Regions from separate parts of the Homo sapiens genome. Here region 2 is linked to region 1. A link is a loop called in an ENCODE intact Hi-C map of the cell type or tissue named here. Cell type or tissue: heart right ventricle. All regions are shown on one strand.

Region 1 (8,000 bases):
CCTTGACCTGCCTGGCTTAAGCAATCCTCCTACCTCAGCCTCCTGAGTAGCTGGGAATACAGGTGTGGGCCACCATGCATGGCTAATTTTTGTATTTTTTTGTAGAGACATGGTTTCACAATGTTGCCCAGGCTGGTCTCGAACTCCCAGGCTCAAGTGATCTGCATGCCTTGGGCCTCCCAAAGTTTTGGGATTAAGGCATGAGCCAGCACGCCTGGCCAGAACATGTCTTAACTTTTTAAGATTCATGATCCTGTTGGGAGTCTTATGTTGTTGCTAATGTTGCTTATGTAATTTACTTTCATAATGTCCTGTTTCCACCTATTTTTCCCTCTTTGTGCTGAAGACTATTGAAGAGCATTGACTAGTGACATTCAGATAATAGTCTGGTGAGTTTGGGTTGAATGTTCTTTTTTGTGTGGCATGCTTGGATATGTGTAAATATGTAAGAATATAGGGAACTAAATCTTACTTTTCAAGATGCTATCGTGACACCTCTGCTTGTTAAAATGTTGGATAATTGTGAGAAAACACACAAAAAAATACAAGGACCCCGTCACACTTCTTTATTCTCTTTCAGATTTTATACACTTAAACAGATTTACAGCAAAAAATCCTCCAATGACTTTTTAAAAACACTGTTATGTTACTGATAAACTGATTTTTGTCTGTGTCCCTTCGTATATATTCACACAATTTTCATATTTCTGGGTTATTCATCCTTGCTTCACATGTGTTATCTCACGGTTAAAAAAATTTTTGTTGGATGATCAAAAGCAATTAAAACATTCTTATTCAGTGCTTACATACTTTTGTGTTCTTTTTCTGTGTCATTTTTTCATATACAGAATATGTTTTCCAATAGTTTACATTCTGAATTTTTTAATGACCAGTGTTAAACTGTTAGACTTACCATCATTTACTTAAGTCTCTCCTACATATTTGGTGATTTTGGTTATTTCTGTATCTTTGCACACGTTTTTTCATTTTTGTTTCTATTTTCTAATATGCAGTTTTTATAGCTTCTTGATAGAGTCTTTGAAATTTTGTTTCTGTGAAATTGTGTAGTTTCATAGAACTAAATTTGCTCTACTTAACTGTACCTGATGAATTCATATTAGCTATAAATATTTAAACATTTTATATAACAGACAGCAAATCATCATATTGCTGGGAATGTAAGGAAGATAAACTCCATGCATTCTAGAAGTCATTAGAGATTTTGCATATAAAGACCACAGCTAGTTTCAAGATCTAAATCTTGAAGCAGGCATTCAAGGTGTTTCAATAAGTACTTAACGGTAGGCCATTAATTCATGTAATCATTTAGGATAAATGATGGGCAGAAAAGTTACTGTGCAAAAAGTATTATTTGGAGAATAATGGATATATGAAAACTTACATAAATGATTATTTATTGTAATTTTTGTTACTTTCAATTTCTTGGTCATGGCAAAAATTGAAATGCAAGGTCAAACAGAAGAGAGATGGAGAAAGCTCTAACCAGCAAGGGCCTGGACTCTCACACTTCCCTGATTGGAGCTGCTGTGTGTGTCTGAGGAGTCACCATTGCTTTACTGCTTATACCTAAACAGAAGTATATGTAGCTTTGCTTGCACTGAGGATGTTTATAAATCCTCTGGGTTTTACATTTGATTTACTTTCTTCCTCAGCCTTCCCATCTCATTTGAAGACACCTTTAGTTTTTTCATTTCTCAGACTTAACCTCTAGGGAATTATTCATATCTCCATTTTCTCTTATATTGTACATTTAAAGTCTTCCTAAATGTTGTTAGCTTATATTTATTATCTATCGCTGCATAGCAAACATTCCCCAAACTTAGTGATTTAAAACAATAACCATTTTATTGGCACACAAATCTGTATGTAGTTTACCTGCTTGGACTGAGCTCAGCCAGTTGGTTCTCTTGTTGATGTCAATGGTGGTCACTCATGAGGATACAGTCTGATGGCGGGTGGACAGGAGGGCCTGGTTGGTTTAGGGAGCCATCAACTGAATTGGCTCACTTCTGTTCCATGTGGTTTAGGCCTCCAGAGGATAGCTCAGGGTTCTTCACATCATGGTAGAAAATCACCCAGCCGCACAAAAGAGCAAGATCAAATGAGTAAGCACTTTTTAAGTCTCTGCTTACATCATGCTTGCAGATACTCCATTGGTCAAAGCGTGTCATGTGGCATAGTCCAGTATCAGGGTGCTAAGAAACTCCACAAAATCATGGGTGAAGGATGGTGTTATTCATTAGGAGCTCTTATTATAACCGTTTCCCACAAGGTTCTGACTTTTAAGAATTCAACCACTTTTCCTAACCTCTGTTGCTAGGACTTTGTAGCACTCTGGTAATAGTCTGCTAACTGGACTGCCTGCTTTAGCCCTTGACCTTAGTCTGTTTTTTAATGGAGCAGTGATCTTTAAAACATAATTCAGATGTTATTCCTCCTCTTCTCAGAACACTTCATTGACCTTACACCTTATTTAGTTAAAGCCAAAGACCTTAAAATGGTATGTGGCTTCCCTGGTACCTCTGTGATATCATTTGCTTTCTCTCCCACTCTACACCAGCCACACTCTTTCTTAGTGTTCTGCAAATGCACCATGCAAGCTCCCACCTCAGGGTCTTCACATTTGTTATCCTTTCTGTTAGGAACACTTGACTCAGGTTCTCCATAGTTGGGTCCTTCATCTCTCTCTTCACTCAAATGTCATATCAGAAAGCCTTCCCTGACCACACTCTTGAAGATTACAGTCATTTCCTCTTCTAATGCTCACCATCGTGTTTCCTACTTAGTTTTTCTCCATCCAGGCCTCCGGATCACTCTCCATCCTGCTCTGTGTCTCAAGAGGCTAACCTTCTACAGTTGCATAATCAGACTGCCTTTCTCTCGTTCTCTCAGTCTTCTGGTTGGGTTCACCTAATGGGAAGCTGTAGCTTTCCCTTCATTTTGCTTATAAACCTTTAAAAAAAAACCCAAAAAACCAGACAGTATATTATTTTAGATTTAGATAAGACCAAACTAAGATTTAGTGAGCATTTTCCATGAACCAATTTCTGTGCTTTCAGATATGTCATAGAAAAAGTTAAGTGAACTGTCATCCCTGTTTAAGAGTCAGGGATACTGAGGTTGAGGTTAAATGACTTGTTCAAGGTAACAGTTAGAAAATAAACAAACAAGACTTCCAAACTCACGTCCAGTCATCTTTTCCATCTACAGCCCTGTCTCCGTAAGTCATCACTGAATGATCGCTGTTACACACACCTTTGGAATTTGTCTTTTATCACATACACACCACCACCACCATTTTCTGGAAACTTCTTTTAAACCCAATCTGACTTTTTAATCAAGTCTATATTTGCTAGTCTCAATAGCTGTTACCTTCATCCTCTTACATCTAAGGGCATGTTCACCAGGAGTCTTTCTCCGGAATCACCAACCTCCTCTTCTCTCCTGACTCTTCAGCATTTTAATATGCTCATTTCTCCTATCTTAAAATTAAAGATGGATTTTTAAATTTAAAGATGAATTTAAATACGCCCACCCCCCTCCAAATTTTGAGACTAACTTTTCTCTTCATTTTGTTCTGTCCTTTTCAAGCCAAGTTTTCTCACACGACATTCTGTATATAATGTGCCATGATCTGGCTTCTTTCCACAACACTCTCTGAAGATTCCACCTCAAAACGTCATCAGTAGCATGTGTGATTGGCTTTGACCTTTCTACTGCTTTACCTCTTTGAAGCGTTGGACTTTGGAACACAGCCTTCTTCTATACCTCCTACTCTCTTTCAAAACTCAGCTCATGTCTACCTCTTCATGGGAGTTTTTCTTAACACAGAAGACTGATCTGATTGTCCCTCCAGCTTGTCCTCTTGTATGCTGGGGCATATGCCAGCAATCACAGCTGCTGAGATGCTTAGTCTTCCTGACGGAACTGTAGTTTTTGGAGTGGTCAGGATCATGTCTTCAGAACTTGCACCCCAGCCATGTGTCTGCACGTAGTTCAGTGACCAGAACATAGTCAACACTCAGTACATGCCTGATGAATGAACAAATGAGTGTGACCATACTTAACTTGGTGAGGCCATTTTTTTCCGTGAGTTTTATACTCTGGGTTGTTTTCCTACCTTGGATTCTCTGACTTTTTTCTCTCTCATCTACTTGCCTGACTTTCTTAGGTCTTTTAACTTTGTTTCTCCATCTTTACATTAAGTGTTGGGATACAGGGCTGAACAAGAACAGGTAACTGTCTTATGGCTTTACGTTTATGTGTTTTCCTCTGAAATTAGGCAAATTTCCTAATCTTGCTGAAGTTATTTTCATCCTTAAGAAAGTAATATTATAGGTCTTTATAGAGTGGGGCAGGATCAAATGAGCATGTTTATTAATTGCTTAGCATTATGCCTGGCACAAATTCAATTACCATTATATGGTAATAATTTTAATAGTAATAAACCATATATTACACATGTATTATTCATAATCAGATGATGTATGCATTATATAAAAATTGTACTATTCTATAAATATTGTAAAAAAAGAGTAAATAATATACATCAATTGCTTTGTGCATCCATATATTTTTACGTGTGCTCCTTTTATTAAATCATATGTTTTTCCTCAGTTTATTGGTTGCTTTTTACTTACCAAAAGCTTCTGTCCAAAAAAAATCAAATGCTGCGGCTGCCCTGAGCAGAGTTCACCTTGGAAGAGGCTTTAATTGTGATGAACCTGTAAGAACAAAGTTTAAGAATTGAGATAATCAGCAGCTGTGTATTTCTTTAAATTTTTATATTTAATGATTTATTTGAATTAACTGTTACCACGTTTACATCTTCTAGATTAGTTTTTAGGCCTTTACTTTTCCTTGGCTGTGGGTACTGACCAGCATGGTGGTAGGTATGATTGGGGTGTGTGTGTGTGTGTGTGTGTGTGTGTGTGTGTGTGTGTGCATGGATAGATGTGTGTGTATGCTCATGGATGTGCATGTGCATGCATGAATGCATAATATTTCAAACACATGCTCAGTGATTGAGTCACTGTCAGGAAGTAAACTTGGAGACCATGTTGCTCGATGCCACAATAGTCCTGTTATTGCATTGTCACCACAGGATGCCATTAAAATAGGTATGAAGAATGTCAGTGTTCATTAATTTGGTTCTCTTCAGAGAACATTAGCCATGGGGAAAAGATACAGTAGAAATCTGAGAAGAGATGGAAGATAGGAGAGAAACCTGGCTTTTGAAGAATGATCTTTGATCTTTCAGAAGAGGAATACATGTCAAGAGCTTATCTATGTGAAAGAATTTACATGCAAAGCAAATCAAGAACATAGATTTTGCTTATCTTTATAGATTATAGTTTCATCTTAGATGGCAAAGAAAAGCCAGGCTTCTCTATACAAAGGGATTTGCATGTTTATGATAACTCAATTAGCCTTAACAGAGACTACCAGTATATGCTGGCTGTCTGGCCTCAAACTTTAATGCATATGTATTTTCAAAGAGAACTAAAAGATTTTGGGATTGTAACACAGAGAAAGAAGAGATAGAGAATTATCAAACATTGGGGATCAGCTTTAAAATTATAAAACAAATTATATATGTTCTGAAAAATTACTTCAGGAATAAGCAGCTTTTTTTTAAATATGAGAAAGCAAAATCATATCCTGTATGCCATTAAAGGTTATTGCGTTTTCCAAATTTATAGTTGCAAGTGATGGAAATTTTCTTTAACAAACTGAAGGATGCATTTGTAGTCTAAATGGTAGCTTTGAGAGTAGTTAGATATTTATGGAAAAATTATAAGAAGCAATGTGCTTTTAAAATTTTTTTTTCAAAAATAGATATTGGTTAGGAAAACTACACTCTTTCACTATTTGGTAATGCATATTCTGACTCATTCACACAGTCATTGTGGCACCTAAAGTGTTGCAAAATTAGACATTTATATGGAGATGGGCTATTGATGTAAAAAAAAAAAAAAAAGCTGAGGGCTAGGAATGATAAGACATGAGTAGAGGGTTTTAAAAATGAGCTCTTTGTTTTCCACTCTTCATCATGCCTAGATCTCAGAGAGGTTTTGTCCAGTGAGAATAAAGAACCCATGGGAATTATGCAGAAATCACTGTCCAGTAAAAGGAATAGTTTTCCTTCAGTGACCAAGGGTGGGACCTGAAGTCAGCACTAGTCAGTGACGCTGTTTTATCGTCTTCATGCCAGGTGAAGATTTGCATAGGTGAAATGCCCACTTATTAGGAGAATTACACCCTGACAGAAATCCAAAAGATGGTGCCCCTTTATCTTCTATCAGGGGATTTCATCTAATACTAGAAGGAGCAGTAAGATACCATGAGTTTGTTACCAGTTATTCACTGGCCTGATCCTGAAGGTCATTGCCTTTCTTCAGTGTTATTTGCTCAGTATCCTGCCTGCTACCCTTAAGCACTTACTTTGCCTATTGAAATCTTACTAGCTATTCATTCAGAAGTACCAGTATTTCTTTCAAGGTTGATCTTATGATGCTACTGTATTTTTTCTTGCCTTTTAATTATTTTTTTAACTTTTTATTTTGAAAAATTTTTAAACACATGCAATGTATACACAGTAGTAGAATAATCTTCTGTGTCACCATCATACAGTTTCAATATTTACCAGCATTCTGCCTTCTTGGCTCATCTATATATACCACTCCCACTCGATTTTGATAAATTCTTAATAATAGACTATGAGATCCTTGAAATTTGAAACTATAATTAAATATCTGTCTATAGACACCATACACATATATATACAGCTATATATGCACATACACACATATATGCATAGACACACACACCTACCCCTTTATTTTATTTTTTATTAAAATGTAACGTATCCTCATTGTGGAGATAGCCAATGTTAATATTTTGATTACTGTGTAGATTCTATCTTCCATTGGTTTTTAAAAACATAACATGAAATTTGTTTATTGCTTTTAAACTTCATATTTTACCATGAATATTTTCCAATGTCCTTGAATGTTTTGAAAGTGTGATTTTTAAAGGCAGCGTAATATTCCATCACATGGATCTTCCATAATTTATTTTAAGAGTTTGCAACTGTTGACCACATCTTAAACTCCTTGCACATAAACACTTGTCTGCATTTGCAAGGATGTTATTAGGATAGTTTCCTAGGGAATTATTAGGTGAAAGGCTCTTTATGTATCTTGCCAAGTTGCTATCTAGGAAGGCTGTGCCAATTTGTATTATTTTTATCTTATTAACGTGGTAGTCGACATAGTATCTGGTTGTGTTCTTTTAGAAATTGGCATTTTCTGGATTAATGACACTGAACGTTTTTCATGTTCATGATTCTTATTACATGTGTAAAATAAGGTGTTATCTGGAATTGTAGTGAATGGTACATGCCATTTAGTTTAGCTCCAAATCTAGTGCTTTGCAGCAATGATTAATTATTTTTAGTATTTCACAAATCAGTTTTTGCTGTCTTTGGACCAGAATGTCTGCCTAAGTGCAAGTTACATTAGTTGAGAGTTGGTCTTATTTTACTTTTTGAGTATTATTTTAAAAAATTGTCACTGTGTATAATTTTCTCCCTTTATGTCATGTAACTTTATTGAGAAATGCAATTCAATCAGGAATAATTTAGTTTAGGTAAAACTTCTTTGTCCAAGAAATATACTGTCAGGTCCAAATACATTTTAAGTTTTGAAAAAAATATTTATTTAGATAAAAATTTGTAATCACTCAGGGTATTTGACTGGATTTGAAGCATAATTTACTTCCAGAATGAATTTAGAACTCTGTTGTTAAAGTACTTGGTACAATTTGTATATCCAGTAAAATAAAAGTTGCCATTTTTGCAAGTCAGTGTTTTAATGCTGATTTGGTACTTTTGCTATGTGAAATTCCCCATACTCCAGTATAGGAACTGAATGAAAACATATACCTTATTAAAATAGTAGAGGTAAGTATTTTCAGCT
Region 2 (8,000 bases), 190 kb after region 1:
ACTCATCAAGATGTGTCTGACCCTCAAGTTTAAGTGCTCTGATTTAATAACTTTGCTCACACCCTGATTCCAGTGTCTTAGTAGCTTTTGATCTATAAAATGTCATCTAAGGATCTTTGAGCCTTAATTCTTTGTCTTTAAAGTGGGAATGATAATACCTGCCACAGAGTACTAGTTATGGAGATTAAATAAGTGAAGGCAATTATTATATGTTCTTTAAATTGTGTGTCACTGTACTGTGCATGTATTAAGTGTCGTTTTATTAGCAAATATCTTTTTGATGGGTAGATGTTTACCTGAGGTGGTTATTTAATTTATAGGCTGGCTTGTTCACACTATGTTATGTAATCATTGTATATTAATGAATATCACTATTTTCCTTAGGATATGATGTTTAGCTAATTCAGCCATGCTAGGCAAAAGAGGTCAGCATTGTAGAAATAAGCAATGTCTTATACTGAAAAAAAGAAAGACAACAACAACAAAACAACAACAACAAAAAACAACTTTCCGTGTTCAGTGACTTAAACAGAAACATGGAGTTGTTCAAATTCTACCAAGTTATATTCGGGAGGAGAAAAATGGGAATTCCTTCCATATGACCATTCTTCATTCATTCATTTATTCAGCTTCTATTTGTTGAGTTGCCTGCCTTACACTGCAATATGCAGGGCAGTTTGTGTGTGTGTAGATGTTCATTAGGTTTATTTGCACTTTGCAGTAACCATGTAATATTATCATTATTCAGAAATAAAGGTAGAATCTACTCTAATGAGCTCTGTGGTCGAGTGGATAGTTCAGCTCTTTACCCTGTAATAGTTTGTTATCTAATTGTTTAATGTATGTGCGATTGCCTTCACAATTAAAGCATTATTCTTTAGTCATATTTTCTCTCTTTTCTCAATTTTCTCAGGAAGAAAATTGACATGTCTGTGAACCCTGTGCATGTCCCCAAATGGAGCTTAACCCAAAGTTGGGAATCACTAAATAATTGTTCATGAAATGGTTGAATATAGCTCTTCATTCAAGTGATGTAGATTCTGAATATTTACTTATTCTTTAATGCAGTTATTCATTCATTCGGCAAGTTTTTATTGAACATCTACCTTGTAGGTAATACTATGCCAATGCATTGGGGGTTTTAGGTCAAATATTTCCCAGTTTCTTATAACAAATGTATGTGTGTGTTGTCAGTTCTGCTTCACCTCAAATATATCTGTCAAAGACTTTTTGGAAAATTACAAAAGAACTGTAAACTTTAGATTCTAGAAGAAAATAAGAATCGTGTGGGTTTCATTTAAGTGGTCAACACTTCTAGACAGTTTGCTGGTAAGAATTTTTTTCCCCAAAAGTGGCAGAAAAAGACAACTGGGTTCATTGCCTACCCCCAGTGTCCTCAATAGTGCTTTGTCTAAGCACCAGAGAGGGATGGTGGCTTTCTGTATAGTGTGGCTAACCATCATTCCCCATCATTTCAGCGATAACAAGGCTGGGCATGGGGGGTGGGGGTGGTACCAAGTAGGTAACCAAGTTACCTACTGCTGGCAAGGTAACTTGTCCAGTTATACACTACTGTGAAAACTGTGTCTGTGAAACAAGCAGTAGACTAGTTCAGGGTCCTGTAAAAATTGGCTGCTTAAGATTAAGACTTCTTTAAAATTATTCTGAAACACATGGATTTATGCATATAGCTTCAGTTGTTCTTATACTTCTGTTCTAACTCCCCACGCATCACACTAAAAATTTATCATGGATGATATTTCTGTCACAAAGAAAACTTCAAAGGCTGAGATCGCAGAAATGTCTCAGTTGACAAGCCACTGACTTGAGTTCTGTGATTGAAATGTACTCCAAGGTCAGCAAACCAAAACCAAACATCACTGGATGATAATACGTTCAGTGTCTCACTGGCTATAATTCGTAGATCACCTTTCAAAGCATTATATCTTTATTAATCATTGTAAATTTGTGCTTTTGAAATCTTAGACTCGTTTCCATTAGGCAATGAAGCCCAGAAGCTTAATGTTCTAGTCTCATTTTAATTTTTTCAGTCTTATGTGCTGAATTGTCAGGGTTTAAAAATCGATTTCACCTCATCAGATTAAAAATATTTATTTATGCACATGTTAACAATATATTAAAAGAAATGAGAGCTTCAATTTTAAAAATAGGAATTGTAGCTCATTAAGCCATGACAATTTGGTTTATATTTACATAATTAATAGGAAGGCATTTATATGTTTGCAAAATAGGTAAGAAAAGGTATTTAACGTAGATGAAGCAGAATGATTGTTTATCAAAAGAGTTTAGAGATCTTTCTAGCAGTCTACCCATGGAAAGTTAGGATCTAGAAAAGCCTTCTCAATAAGGGAAGAAACAACAAAGAAACAACAACCAGGAAACTCCCCAACTTATCTCTTTAAATTCCAGCCTCTTTTCTAAGTGGTGGTTTTTACATACTGTCCTCTGGTAGGTGGGTACCCTGGCCTTGTGTATTAAGCAGTGAGGGTGGTTTAAAGGTTACAAATGTGATCCTGTCAGATTGACAACTAACTGTTCTAATGAGGAAAAAATCCTCAAAGCATGAAATTTGAATGAAATGTGTGATTATAATTCAAGTACTGTTTACACAAACCTCTGGGGACCTTCCGAATAAATGCAGAGCAAGTGAGTTAGACAAACCTCTGGGCCTTCGATACGTGTGTGTGGATGTGCGGTGTGTGTGTGTTTATTTTAGAGAGTGGGGAAACTTTCCACCATTAGCCCGGGCTTTGCTCCTCGGAACCAACACCACTATTCCTCCTTGTTTATTAATACTGTATGTGTTTTGTTAGCATATTGAGTTGTAAGGAAATAGGTGCTTTGAATTATTAAAGTTGATTCTTGAGAATAGATGTATGCTCGGGTGGCATTTGCTTCGGCATATGCAAATGATTTAGTTTCATTTGGGATCAATTCCCAGAGGCCCTCCTTTCCTGTGATGCTCTGAATTTGGCAAGCTCAAGTCAGCCCATCTCCTCTCCCCACATCCCTCCCTTTCTTTCTTTCCTTTTTTTGTACCTCCCCCCGCCTTTTTGTTGATTGGTATAATATTTTTAAAAGACAATAAATAAATATATCAACTTGCTTGTGAGAAACCTTGCCATCTATAAGGATTCTATTGTTCAGTTGTGATCAATAAAGGTGAACAAAGGTTTTCACGTTCTTAAAGTTTAGCAAAATCGAAGTTTAGTAAAAATGTGCATGAGATGTTTGCTAAAATATTTATACAGATACTGGGCTGCGGGGATGCTGCAAAACTCTGAAAATGTGGTCTCAGGGGTGCCTTTGGGGAAACTGACAGCTGTAAGATATTCGTCGGTTCGAAGGTACCAATAAACTTGCTTTAGAGCCCAGCAAATAGCGTGAAGTTGCAGTAGATTGTCTAAAGCTACAGTGAAAGCACCCAACTCCAGAGTGGAGAACGTGCGCCCTTGGGGCGCCCAGCGCCAGCGAGGGGAGCAGCGCCCCAGCCCCTCCGTAGGCTCTGGGCCCATGCGGCTGTCTGCGGCGGGGCGAGGTGAAGTTCATGGGCGGCCGCGCTTCCCACCAGCTCCGGGGAGGCCGGGGCCCGCGGAGCCCGGGGCGGGCCGCACTGCTACTCTGTTTCATTCCGCAACCCCGTTTTGTAGGTTGTTGACCAAGCAGTCAGAAAACACTGCCCCCTCTCTCCTTTTGAGCGAGGTCAGAGACGTGGTGTTTTTTTTTTTTTTTTTTTTTTTTTCTTCCCTCCCCTTTCCCTCCCCTTTCTCCGAGTCGAGTTCTCAGGCAGCTGCGTACAATGCTGGGAGCTAGCCAGCAGCAGAGACAGATGGCAGAGTTATTAGATGTGCATCATACGATTCCCTTCCTGCCACTCGCTTTTTAATCAAATTAAAACAAAAAAGAAAGAGAGGGAGAGAGAGAGAGGGGGAGTCAATTAACTGCATTTGTATTCTGCTCAATAATGGACCCTGTTCCACTTTTACCCTAAGGCAGTTGAGTGGAAATTTTAGAGAAGAAAAGGGTGCCTAGAACAAAACAAAACAAAAAAAAAAAAAAAAAGGAAAAAAAAAAAGAAAAGAAAAAGAAAAAAGTGAAGACTGCAGAAATTTGTAAGAATCGGCATTATTCGAGGAACTAATAAAAACCCCTCGGAAAAGTTGAATCGATCTCGCGTATGCATTAGGATTTCGAGCTCCATCAGGGCCGGGCTGCCTTCCAGCTCCGCTGCGCAAAGTTGAGCGTCTGACAGCAGCGCCGCGGCCTCCCCCGCCCGCCAGGAATGGTCTCTTCCTGCTTTGCATATTCACCACGCTTGGCCCGGCCATATGGGAAAATGCAACTGAAGGAATTGTTGTGAAAAAAGGGACAGCGAGTTTGAAATAAAAGTTGTTAGAGTGGTACTGAGGAGAAAAAAGAATCCGAGACCATGTACTGCGCATACACAATCCCGGGCATGGGCGGCAACTCTTTGATGTACTACTATAATGGGAAAGCGGTAAGCGAATGCGGGCTGCGAGGGGGATTTTTGACAAGTTTTATTGTCGCAGGGATGAGCATCCTAGGTGGTGATCATTGTTTGCAAAGTTGTGCAGGACTGCCGCACCTTCCTGGGTGCCATGAAATATTTATCATTTGCCAATCCTAAGATCTTCTTCTTGCCTACTTCTTCTCCTTCGTCTTTTTTTCCCCCCACTCCTCCCCCAGAGTAGAAAAATAGATGCTTTCAGAGCTTTAGAGAGTGGATCCTAGAGCGAAAGTTTGCAGTCAGGTAAAGTTGAGAGGTGGTATGATTTTTTTTTTTTAAAGAGTTTTGGAAAATTCTTATTCCTTCCAAATGACTGTTAGAAAGGAAAAGCAGATATGAGAAGCAGAATTGAGAAAGCCCAAGTTAGGCTGAGAGGAAATTTGGGGTAAGTTTCTCCCTGGATTGAGGTTTTGTGATATCTAAAGTCTTACTAAGTTGGAAGCTTGAGTGCAGTGGATAGAGTGGAGAGAACCTGAAAGGTTAAAATAGAGCAAACACATAAAACTGAGAGATCAAATTAAGGAGTAGATTATATAAGCTTAGATATATATTTAAAGCCAAAATGGGGAAGGAAAAACAAACGGGTTCATTCATGCATATAACAGTATTGTCATAAGTTATTTGTGCTGTGTGGCTTCTTCCCTCAATTTCCCCCCCTTCCAACAGAAACGCTTTATTTAAGAAAAAAATGTGTCTGGTATTTTGTGCATAACCCCAGCAGAAGGTTTATACTTGCCATCTGGAGGTTTATTTTTTTTTTCCTTCGTCTGGGCCCACTGAAGGAAAAGGATTTCAATATTTTCAAATCGGTATGTGGGGCTCTCGGGAAGAGTTGTTGGGTGATAGAGGAGCAAAAATTTATTGTTTTAAAATAGAAAAGAAGAATGAGAGAAAAGTGAAAAGCAGCCATTTATAAACTGTTCTCTTTGTGTACTTTGAACTTCCATTTGGATTGATCTTAATCAGGGATAGTTGGGCCAAAGGGGACAGATCAGAGCTTTCAGGAAGGCCCAGTTCAGCTGTAGCAATTGGCGCAAACGAATTAAACATGTGTATGTGCTGCTATATGCCTGTGAGTGTATATACATACAGATGCATGCATAACGGTTATTTCTAGATGAGCATATTCTGTAATACATACATATACACAACTGTTTGAAGGTGCAGTTTCAGAAGATTAATAATTTCATTTAAGAAGCCAGTTTTATGAATGGGCAACTTGAAATAATATCGTTTACTTTTATTTTGAAAAGTACGAGTAAATCATCAAAAGTTCATAGCGCTATCCTATTTTTATCTTTTTTAAAAAAGAGCACGGTGTAATTAAAATAGTTAAGTGTGGTAAGGGAAATATAATTTTAAAACAAATGGTTTTCGTTGTGATTTGATCAAAGTGTTTAAATCTGTAAACATAAATATTGGGATTATGTAACATCTTTTTTTTTTTTTAACAAGTACATGATTTGCAATTGGTAGTTACTCATATATAGATAAGACTTTTGCCTATTATCTTTTAGATGTTCTCATACATAACTTATTCAGCACCTTTCATTTTAAAGCACTTTTAATGAAAATTTTGTGAATGATGCCATCGTAGTCAGTAAGCAAAAGTGTCTCTGAAGCAGATTCAGGGATTAGATAGCCCTTATCCGTAATGAAAGACTTACATTATAAAAGAATATAAGTTTCCATGGTTTTTATCTTTCAGGATTACCAATGATGTGACTTTTACATGTTAATTGTTAATTTTGCATCTTAAATATCTGAACTGACAAAATTTTAATTTAAGTTTTGTACCTTTTAACTCCCTTTTGGCCAAAAGGAATTTTCAAAAATATGTATTCCATTCCCACAGCTTGCCAGTTGCCTCCACCGTAAGAAAATGCTGAATATGACATCATATCACTAATATGCCCTCTCAGTTGCCAAATATTTTGGTTGTTAGATTTTTTTTTTTTTTGAGAGGATGGTACTCATAAAATCAAGATCGCTCTGTCACAGGAAATGTATTTATAGGAACTGTTTTAAGGCGTTTATTAAAAACAAATCTGGTGATGTGTATCTCTATTGATTCAAACACTAGAAAGAGGCAAATTGTACACACATTATAGTTAGAAAAAAAATAGCCATTTGGAACACCAGCAGAAAGCTTTTGAAACTGCGGATGGCTACCAGTTGTCCATCTTAGCTTTATGAAACAGACAGCAAAGTCCAGTTGTGTGTGTCCCAAGGAAGGGGCCAATTCTATACCATTTTTTAAAATGCCCTCATGCATACACTGAGGAAGCAGATTTTTGTTTATTCTACAGTGTGTATTCTGCTGGCTCTAATTCTGCATTGAGTGGCTTTTGATTTGGTGCCAGACATGTTGTGGAGATTGTATATACCATGCGTTAATTGTTCAAAATGCCTATCGAAGAGACTTTACATTTCTTGAGTTTTACTTATCGTTTGGAGGTTGAATATCTATGCTTTTTTGTGTGTATGTGCATGTCTAACCAATGTGTGTTTGAACCTGAATTGTTGAAGTTAAGTGTGGTCAGCTATTTGTTGCACAAGTTTTCCTCTGAAGAGAACACAGCACTGAATTCCTTCTTTTTTCCCAGTGACAAGTCAATTACTTGTTTAAATTCAGTTTGAACTCCCTGAACTGAGAGAGGCCAGAGGAAGCAGGTTTTCCCTGTGAATAAACAAAAGAAGAAAAATGGAAAATCATTCCAAAACACAGTGATTTTAGCTTGTGGGAAGAATATAATTAAGCATTACAAGAATTATGGTTTCTTCTTTTATGAACTGGCAACTATAGGGTTTGTAAAATCAGTTGTCCTCTAACTTTCTAGCAGAAATATAATCAATGATATTTTAGGACAAACGAAAAAAACGTGAATTTTTTTACTACCTTAAGTTATGAAGTGTTTCCATGTCCATATCCCACAAAAAAATTTTTCCTTGTTTCTGTGAACAACTGTACCTGTCCAGAAGTGTGGACTCTGAAAAAAATACTTAACAAAAAATCGTAACACAAGAGCTATCAAAGAATAAATTTTGGATATAAACCAGAATGTATTTTTAAAAATCAGTTTCTCCTCAGGTGAGAGTTTCATGAACTTGATAAAATAATTTTTGTGATTTTTTTTTCCTCTATGCATTAGAGGTTTAAATACTAACGGATCCAAATCTAAGCTTAAAAAAAATTAAAGCACCACTTCTGAACTACGAAACAGATTTTTTTTTGCAGAGAAAATCAGTAGCTTATTTTGTGTTGGAAATACAAGCTTGTATCAAAGTGTGCCAATGTGTCTGTCCTTATTAAGGCTATAAGAAGTATTAGGCATTACCTGCTCTCCAATAAGTGTAGTTCTAGCTCTAAATTTTGATCTTTATGGCTTCTTGCATGTTCATTGAAGAAGAATTTTAATAAGTGATTATTTGGTCAAATTTCACATATCTA

The links. Hi-C counts contacts between places; a loop is a spot of excess contacts. Peaks named below come from ENCODE experiments on the same cell type or tissue, not always from the same donor. Only the 100,000 strongest peaks of a DNase experiment are listed, where the experiment ranks them.
Region 2: it touches region 1 in a loop (1.9-fold over the local background); 9 of 110 quality-filtered maps call a loop at or near these places.

What each region holds. Positions count from the first base shown.
Region 1 is chr18:55,511,371-55,519,370 of GRCh38, reverse strand. The region is part of intron 3 of TCF4 (transcription factor 4); the gene reads left to right. Among named protein-coding and RNA genes, the nearest start is that of MIR4529, 36 kb to the right of the region's middle. In heart right ventricle, no CTCF peak of the experiment used is centred here; a DNase peak (open chromatin) is centred at 3,940; H3K4me3 peaks cover 227 bases; H3K27ac peaks cover 5,775 bases.
Region 2 is chr18:55,318,189-55,326,188 of GRCh38, reverse strand. All of the region lies in intron 8 of TCF4 (transcription factor 4), which reads left to right. Among named protein-coding and RNA genes, the nearest start is that of TCF4-AS1, 130 kb to the left of the region's middle. RefSeq lists a silencer at 3,402-3,781. In heart right ventricle, a CTCF peak has its summit at 3,695; DNase peaks (open chromatin) are centred at 3,738 and 4,288; H3K4me3 peaks cover 6,039 bases; H3K27ac peaks cover 8,000 bases.